Linked DNA regions of Homo sapiens: region 1 is linked to region 2. Evidence: chromatin contacts called from ENCODE Hi-C or POLR2A ChIA-PET data. All regions are on one chromosome and are shown on one strand. Each heading gives the region's core, a stretch centred on a gene start or an enhancer-like site at or near the end of the contact. The rest is flanking DNA. Distances are from core to core; before and after follow the strand shown. Region 1 overlaps ARHGAP10 (Rho GTPase activating protein 10). Region 2 overlaps ARHGAP10 (Rho GTPase activating protein 10).

What was found. A loop is a pair of places that touch in the nucleus more often than their neighbours do. ChIA-PET counts read pairs that join two places held with the same protein, here RNA polymerase II (POLR2A). Pooled maps may share reads with other maps.
Region 1: a pooled map shows a loop between it and region 2 (4-fold over the local background). The contact joins two enhancer-like sites. A Hi-C loop is called at or near these places in 1 of 168 maps with a recorded cell type or tissue (mesothelial cell of epicardium), 2 of 37 single-sample maps with no recorded cell type and 4 of 50 pooled maps. POLR2A ChIA-PET finds 5 or more read pairs at or near these places in 3 of 52 experiments (A673, T-cell and activated T-cell).

Annotation. Positions count from the first base shown.
Region 1 is chr4:147,861,715-147,866,038 of GRCh38, forward strand. ARHGAP10 (Rho GTPase activating protein 10) reads left to right here. Exons shown (of 23, transcript NM_024605.4): 6 at 3,132-3,242. Among named protein-coding and RNA genes, the nearest start is that of MIR4799, 81 kb to the left of the region's middle. Within about 2 kb of position 3,022, at least 6 of the 41 ENCODE cell types and tissues checked have a DNase peak (open chromatin) inside an H3K27ac peak, as active enhancers do.
Region 2 is chr4:147,751,802-147,755,870 of GRCh38, forward strand. The region is part of intron 1 of ARHGAP10 (Rho GTPase activating protein 10); the gene reads left to right. Among named protein-coding and RNA genes, the nearest start is that of ARHGAP10, 22 kb to the left of the region's middle. Within about 2 kb of position 2,335, at least 4 of the 41 ENCODE cell types and tissues checked have a DNase peak (open chromatin) inside an H3K27ac peak, as active enhancers do.

The sequences.
Region 1 (4,324 bases), core at 1,772-4,271, 110 kb after region 2:
TCCACAGGCAGGTCATCCTGACTAGTGGAGGAGACCCCCAGAGGGTTGCTCCTTCCAACAGCTGGTAGTCCCCATGTCTTTCTGAGTCTGGCTGAGTCCAGAGTTTTTCTGGGCTCAGAAGGGAGGAAGTGTGCTGATTGGCCCATGCGCAGCCATGAGTGGGCCTGGAAAAAGCACCGTAAGTTTTCATCCCAGGCTGCAGACTCCACCTAGAACTGGCAGCCCAGCGGCTCCCAGGCTTCAGGCCATCCCTGGCTTGAAGCTGGGGTTTCACCAGGGACCTGTCTGTCCCTTCCCACCTAGGAACCTGTCTCCCGCAGCTGTCAACATGTCATCCATGGCGCCCAAGGTATTTGTGCCAAGAGGTGCCTGCAGGCCCCTGTTAAGCTGCTCTCAGCCCCCTGGCCTCCCTCCTGTGCTTGTTGGCATCCAAAGTCCAGAGGGGGCCGAGCTGGAGGTTGGGGTTACCAGGGGCGCTGGCATGTCAGAACCACCCTGTGTGCATGCATACCCGGCTGGGTGGCAACAGTACCTGGGCTTGGCTACAACTTTGCTCCACACTGCATCAGGCGCCGGGAGCCGGGAGAGGCCAGGGAGCAGGAGCAGGCACTTCTTGAGCCTGCTGGTGGGGCAGTGGGCCTTCGCCGGCCCCCAAGAGCACAGGGATGCCCTGGTCCAGAGCTGTGGCTGCACGGCTGCAGCTGTGTCTGGGAGCATGGGGCTCCTGCCCTGATAACTCTGTAGAAGTTGGGGCTCCTGCCTGTTTCTGGCCCCCGCGGGCACCATGGAGTGCGCAGCCCTGGCTGCACTTTGCCCTCTGCAGCTGGTGTCCTCACAGCGGCTGCTCCAGACTGGCCGCTGCTGCCATCATTGCCAGTAATCCCAGGGATTCTGGTGATTTAATCACAGAGCATGTGGCACAACAGTTCTGGATTTTCAGAACATTAAGGGGGTGGTGATAGAGGTTGACTGGTAATGCAAGGGTAATTACAGTAGCAAGAACAACCAGGAGAGAGAATTTACTAAAAGATAAAATCAAATTGATAAATCTGATGCTGGTATAAATTTCTTCAAGAGCCTTTGCAGTAATAACAAATGAGGAAATCACCCTTCTTATGTCTTTATTAAATAGTCAACAAAATTACAGTGTTTTTGCTGGGAGATGTGCCAACTAACTGCTGATGGCTGAACTATCAAACTCTGGTTATTGGAGGCACAAAAATATGATTCAGATGAGTGTTAGGTAGAAATTCTCATTTTAGCTTAGTAATATATATTAAAGTATTTGCTGAAATGGTTTTTATTACATTTTGAAATGTGTTTCAAATGTGTTAAATGCTTTTCAAAAACAACACATTTTTGGTTATAAAACGTGAATAAAATTTCAATAAAATGTATGATTTTATTTTAAAGTCTATGGCCCAGTGGTATTAAGTACATTCACATTGTTTTGCAACTGTCACCACCATGCATCTCCAGGGCTTTTTAAAAAATCTTCCCAGACTGCAGCTCTGTACCTATTAACAATAACTCTCCATTCTCCCCTGCTCCAGCTCCTGGCAGCCGTCGTTCTGCTTTCAGTTTCTATGAATTTAACTACTCTAGGTGTCTCATGTGAGTGGGATCATATAGTATCTGTCCCTTTGTGACTAGTTTATTTCACTTAGCCTGATGTCCTCAAGGTTTATCCATGTTGTAGTATGTATCAGAATTTCCTTCCTGTCTAAGGCTGAATAATATTCTGTTATACATATGGATTGGCTACATTTTATTTACTCATCCATCCATCCATGGGCATTGGGGTCACTTTGCCCCCTGCTGCTATGAACAGGGGTGTACACATATCTGTTCGAGTCTCTGCTTTCAGTTCTTTTGGGTATATGCCCAGCTGTAGAATTGCTGGGTCATGTGGTAATACTATTTTTCATTTGAGGGAAAAATTTATTTTAATTTTTTGCTGGGAGTTGTGCCTGTTAACTGCTGGTGGCTGAACTATTGAATTCTGGTTAATGAAGCCACAAAAATATGATTTTGAGGAGTGTTAGGTAGAAATGTTCATGTTAGCTTAGTAACACGTTATGTTTCAATATTATTTTACTTAAAGCACTATTTTTCACAGTGCTTGTACCATCTTGCATTCCCACTAATGATGCACAAGGGTTTCAGTTTCTTGACATCCTCACCAACACCACTACTTTTCTTTTTTGTACAGTAGCCACCCTAGTGAGTGTGAGGTGGCATCTCCTTGTGAGTTTGATTTGCATCCTAATGATGAGCGATGTTGAGTGTCTTTTCACATGCTTATTGGCCTTTTGTATATCCTCTCTGGAGAAATGCCCAGATAAATATTTTTAAGAGTAAAATTAGCTAAGTTAGGAAAAATATCACATGATACCTAGTAAGAATGGTTTCTTGGACATGAGTTCTCTCTCCACTATTCTCTGTGGAGTCCTGCTCTTCTCCCAGTTCCTTTCTAGTTAGGCAAGCTAAGCTGGAAGCTTTTTTTGGAATAGCGTCCTGACCAGCTGGTGCCCCCTTCTCTCCCAGGGGATCAGACGTTCTGAGGGCCGCAGATGGGCGTCCAGCCCTGGCCCGCCTTTGAGAGCCGGGTTCTTGAGATGCTGCCATGGCTGGCTCCTTCTCACTTGCCGCCATCACTCCCTGAGCGCTGAGGTGCTGGGCCCTTTCTCAGGCAGACTTTATTCCTAGAGGATTTGTTCATCGAAATGTTTGTTGATTGTGATTGCATGTGGTTCAGCCTTGGGGCATCAGTTGTGGTTGGGGTGAGTTTTTCAAGAAGAGAAGTCCCTTTGATCTTCAGTTCTTGGGGGTCAACTTCAACAAACAGAGTAGGAGTCACAAGCTTTTTCTGCAAAGAAACTGATAGTAAATATTTTAGACTTCTGTGGACCATAAAGTTCCTGTTGCACCTGCTCAATTCTGCTGTTGCAGCAGGAAAGTAGCTGCAGACAATACATAAATGAATTGTCGTACCTGTGTTGCAATACTTTATTTACAAAATCAGGCAGCACACCGTATTTTGGCCCATGGACCACAGTGTGATGACCTCTGATGTAGCGTTTCACTTTTCACCATCTCCAGTTTGACTAACCTCTGTGATTTTAACATAGGCAGATATCCAAGTAGAGCAGAACCGGCAACACTTCTATGAACTGTCTCTCGAGTATGTGTGTAAGCTGCAGGAAATCCAAGAAAGAAAGAAGTTTGAGTTTGTGGAACCTGTGAGTATTGCCAAGTTGTTTGCTGGTGGATTTTTGCAATGTAAGATAAGTATTTATTTTCCTAGATCTGATTTATGGTTTATAGTTACTAGAGGCCATAGTGCATAAACATGAAAGAGACATATTAAAAAGGGCAGACACAGATAGCCATGAAGTCAAGGAATTGCCTCTAAATCAGTGGTTCTCAGCTGTATTTGCACTGATAATACACGTAATATTCCCATTGCTACATGATCTCAAGGAAGGCAACCATGTGCAATTTCTGCCACCTTAGCCTATAGCTCTATCTTTTAAAAATTTCTCTGAAATAATTTATACTAGAATGAGTGAACATGGGTTGTTTATACCGGTTCAAACTTTGGTACTTTAAACAATCGTTTGTAACATGACTTCAAACACAATTCACAATGCTTATGGCAATCTAAGTTTAGAAGCAGGATATGGAACATTTGAGACAATTTTGTGAGTTACTCTAACATTTCTTTTTACTTATATTAGAAACACATGATTTTTGTTTGTGATTATATAGATGTTTTCTAGTAGCTTCAGTTGTTTATATATGAAGATGTATGCACATGAATGTATATATCATAATGTAAAGGATATTTCATGTGGATTTCAGCAAAAAAACACTGGATCTCATTCTCAGGATTCATTTTAATTTTAATATCGACTTATTGAATGGTTTCTTTTTCTTAAACAGCTTTATTAAGATAATATTCACACAGTATACAATTTACTCATTGTGAGTATGGTTTATAGAAACAAGAATAACCAAGTAATGATTAAAAATGAGCATTTGTGGAGCTATGGTTTAGTTGGAGCGATAGTCATTAACCTAAACCATTAGAGAAAAACTCAACCTCCTCAAAGCTTTCTTTTTAATGTGAAATAATAATAATGGCCTGCTTTTATTGGGCATTTATAATGCTCAGTCTCTGTTCAAGCCATTGTTCTAAGTGTTGTACCGAACTCATTATTCCACACTATAACTCAATGAGGAGATAAGGAAATAGAAGTAGAGAAAGGCTGAGTAATTTGCCTAAGGTCCCATAACAGGTCATGGCTGACGTTGGGAATGG
Region 2 (4,069 bases), core at 1,085-3,584:
TTAGAGAGGTTGACATTTGCCCGAGGGTACTCATCTAGGTAGCTGAGGCTCCTGCAAGTTATACACTTTCTGAAGCCTTTAGTTTTTTTTTTTTTTTTTTTTTAAGATGGAGTGTTGCTCTGCCATCAGGTTGGAGTGCAGTGGCATGATCTCGACTCACTGCCACCTCTGACTCCCAGGTTCAAGCAATTCTCCTGCCTCAGCCTCCTGAGTAGCTAGGACTATAGGCGTGCGCCACCACACCCAGCTAATTTTGTATTTTTAGTAGAGACAGGGTTTCACCATATTGGCCAGGATGGTCTTGATCTCCTAACCTCATGATCTGCCTGCCTTGGCCTCCCAAAGTGCTGGAATTACAGGCATGAGCCACAACGCCTGGCCAAGCCTTTAGTATTATAGAAGAGCATGCATTATTGTCATTGATACAGTATTTCACAGATCTGATTTGGGGTGTTATCTTGTGTAAAGTCGTGGGGTTGTAATGTCTGCAAAGCTTACTTTCGGGAAATTAAAAATTTTCTATCAAGTGATAGAAACTTCCTTTAAGCTATTAAAAGTTATAGGAAAGGAAGTCATTTTCATATAATCTGGAATAGTGGCTGTGCTATTTTATTTGCATTACAAAAAATTGAAAAAAACGCTATTGTTTGCTTTTAAACAAAGCAGACTTTAAAAAGTAATGTTACTGTTAATGATTTAATAGAGGGTACACAGGTTTAATCTGTACTCACAGTTTGATCTTTTTTTTTTTTTTGGTGACGGGGTCTCATTTGTTGCTTAGGCTGGCGTGATCTTGGCTCACTGCAACCTCCACCTCCTGGGCTCAAGTGATTCTTGTGCCTCAGCCTCCCGAGTAGCTGGAATTACAGGTGTGCGCCGCCATGCCTGGCTGATTTCTGTATTTTAGTAGAGACGGAGTTTTGCCATGTTGGCCAGGCTGGTCTCAAATTCCTGACCTCAAGTGATCCTCCCACCTTGGCCTCCCAAAGTGCCGGGATTACAGGCGTGAGCTGCCGCACCTGGCCTGCTTTACTATTAATGCTGATCTGGGCCTTTGATTAAATTTGCTGCTTATCTCATGCCTGTGTTGCCATTTTATTTTCTTCCCAAATAATAGCCATTCCTTTTATTTTTAGAAGTATTTTTATTCTCTTTGGTGATGGTATTCTCAATGTATTTAATCTGAAGTAAATTTTCTCCAGATTCACCTATGAGGAGCCTGCTACCCAGAAGGTTAAGAATTTTGTCCAAAGTCATATGGCAAAGTAATAGTATCAGTGAAGACACTGTAGTCAGTTTTAAAACATTTCAGAGTTTAGCCAGTAAATACTGAATTTAGTAAACCTCAATTTGCGTATGGAAAGCTGGAAATAAAACTCGTCTCCTGACTGCTGTGTTGGAGCTGGAAGGAATGTCCAACCTTCTTACACCATAGATAAGGAAACATGAAACATGCCTGCAGCGGCCACTTAGATATATCTGCTCTGTCCTGTCAGTTCAGGAAGCTCATTTCTAGTGTTGAGTTTACTCTGAAGTCAATTTTCTTTTCTTTTCTTTTTTTTTTTTGAGACACAGTCTGTTGTCCAGGCTGGAGTACAGTGATGTGATCTCGGCTCACTACAACCTCTGCCTCCTGGGTTCAAGCGATTCTCCTGCCTCAGCCTCCTGAGTAGCTGGGGCTATAGGTGTGCACCACCGTACCTGGCTAATTTTTTGGTTTTTTTTTTTTTTTAGTGGAGATGGAGTTTCACCATGTTGGCCAGGTTGGTCTTGAACTCCTGACCTCAGGTGATCTGCCTGCCTCAGCCTCCCAGAGTGCTGGGATTACAGGCGTGAGCCACTGCCCCTGGCCTGAAGTCAATTTTCTTATGTTTGTTTGCAGTGAACAAGTAATTAAGGAAATGAACCAGTAAATGAGAAAATTATATTTGAGAGAATGATTTTTTTCCCCTTTCGAAACTATTTTCATGATGCTCACGTATTCATGAATGTTGAAAATTTACATTGGGATGAGAGTGAGAGAGTATTGAGGCTGCACCGTTTAATAATTCCACATGTATGAGAGTCCTTCCTCTTGATGCTTAATTTGTGGTTAGAGAGATTAACAAATTGAGCAAAGATGATGTGACATTATTTCATAGTTTGGGGCTTCCATTCATCTGCTACTACTCGTTCTAAGAAAGACCTAACGTTCCTAAAAACTTTGATACCCCTCACCTTGCCTGTGTTCCAGGTTCCAGTAAACTCCTGGCTTACTGAGGGCAGTGTCTGTCTTTCGTCCTCCAGCAGTGTCTAGAACAGTGCCTTGCTCATAGGCACTGAGTCAGTACCCATCTGGCTCCTGGAATGTTTGAGTTGGAAGTCCCAGAAGTCTAGAATGTTTATTTAGGTTAAGCTAAGAAGCAGATGCAAGTTGAGGGAATTCAGGGCCTTTAATTCTTGTTCTGTTTCCAGGTGTCATTTACATAAGGCATACGATGCCTTTTGTAAGTAACTCCATACCATTTGTTGCTATTGTAGTTCCTCTTGCAAATTCCTGCTGAGTACTTTGATGCACAGGAGGTGAAAGGGGCTAGAAAGCTGTTTTGGCCTTAGTTGAGTTGATGAAACTTCAGAACGTTAAGACAGGCTTAGAAAGGAGTCAGTGTTCTGGGGCACAGTTGGGATAGTGTTCAAAACTACTGAGGGCCCCAAACTGCCTCCAGATAGAAAGAAAAGCTCAGTGGGGGTTGTTAGAAATTTAGTTCCTTTGGATGAATTTCTGTTGTCTTTCCTTGATGATAGTTTATATTCAACATACTGAATGTAATTGTATTCAATTTTTTTTTTTGTCTTTCACCAGCTAGAGAATTTGGGTGAAATTTTACTGTTACACATGTGCATTAGCACTGAATTTGTTTAACATAAAGCAAAATAACAGGAAAAAGACAAATATAAATGATTTTGCTACATAAGTTGTACATTCTTCTGTTAGAATTATAATGAAGTCCCTGAAGAAATATTAAAATCCGGCTGGGCGTGGTAGCTCACGTCTGTAATCCCAGCACTTTGGGAGGTGGAGGCGGCTGGATCACCTGAGGTCAGGAGCTCGAGACCAGCCTGACCAACATGGTGAAACCCTGTCTCTACTAAAAAATGCAAAAATTAGCGGACGCCTATAGTCCCAGCTACTTGAGAGGCTGAGGCAGGAGAATTGCTTGAACCCAGGAAATGGAGGTTGCAGTGAACCGAGACTGCGCAGTTGCACTACAGTCTGGGCGACAAGAGTGAAACTCCGTCTCAAAAAAAAAAAAAAATTCTTTCAAAATGACTGCTTTAAAAACATTCCAAACAATAAGGATATAATAAAAGCAAACTTATTATTTAAGTAAAACCAAAGATGTAACATTTGAAGTTTTTGTTATTTTAAGAACAAAAATATCATTTTGTTCTCATTAAAATTTTTACTTATTTTTACTTGTTAAATTTTCTCTTACATAACCAGTCTTTTGTGATCAACTCAGTCTGGGCGTTCTGTGTTCATGGCATTTCTTCCCAGTTAATTCATTCTAGAAAACTGCAAGGTGTTTTGTTCCATCTGACTGTTTGTAAACAGGAAGGGACCCTAGCTACTCGGGAGGCTGAGGCAGGAGAATCGCTTGAACTCAGGAGGCGGAGGTTGCGGTGAGCCGAGATCACGCCATTGCACTCCAGCCTGGGCAACAAGAGTGAAACTCCGTCTCAAAAAAAGGGAAAGAAAAAAAAATACCAGTTCCATGTTATCAAGAAGAAAGAGAGGGCTGTTTTGGAAAACACTAACATCATTGGCCTTTTCTTTGGCGAGCTGCTGGAATATTTTAGGAAGTAGCTGTACTTTTGCTCTTATAAACACAGTTAAATAGATACTGCCTCTTGTCCTTCTCTTGCCCTTATATAGTGTAGGTGATATTTTTCTATTTGGCTCTTTTAGAAGCTGGACTATCACGAAAGAAGGTGGGGTGTGGGTGTGTGTGAGTGGTTGTGGGTGTGTGTGTGTAGTGCATTATGAGTCAGCCTCTGTGGCTGTTTGCTGTGTATTTTGTCCTTGTTT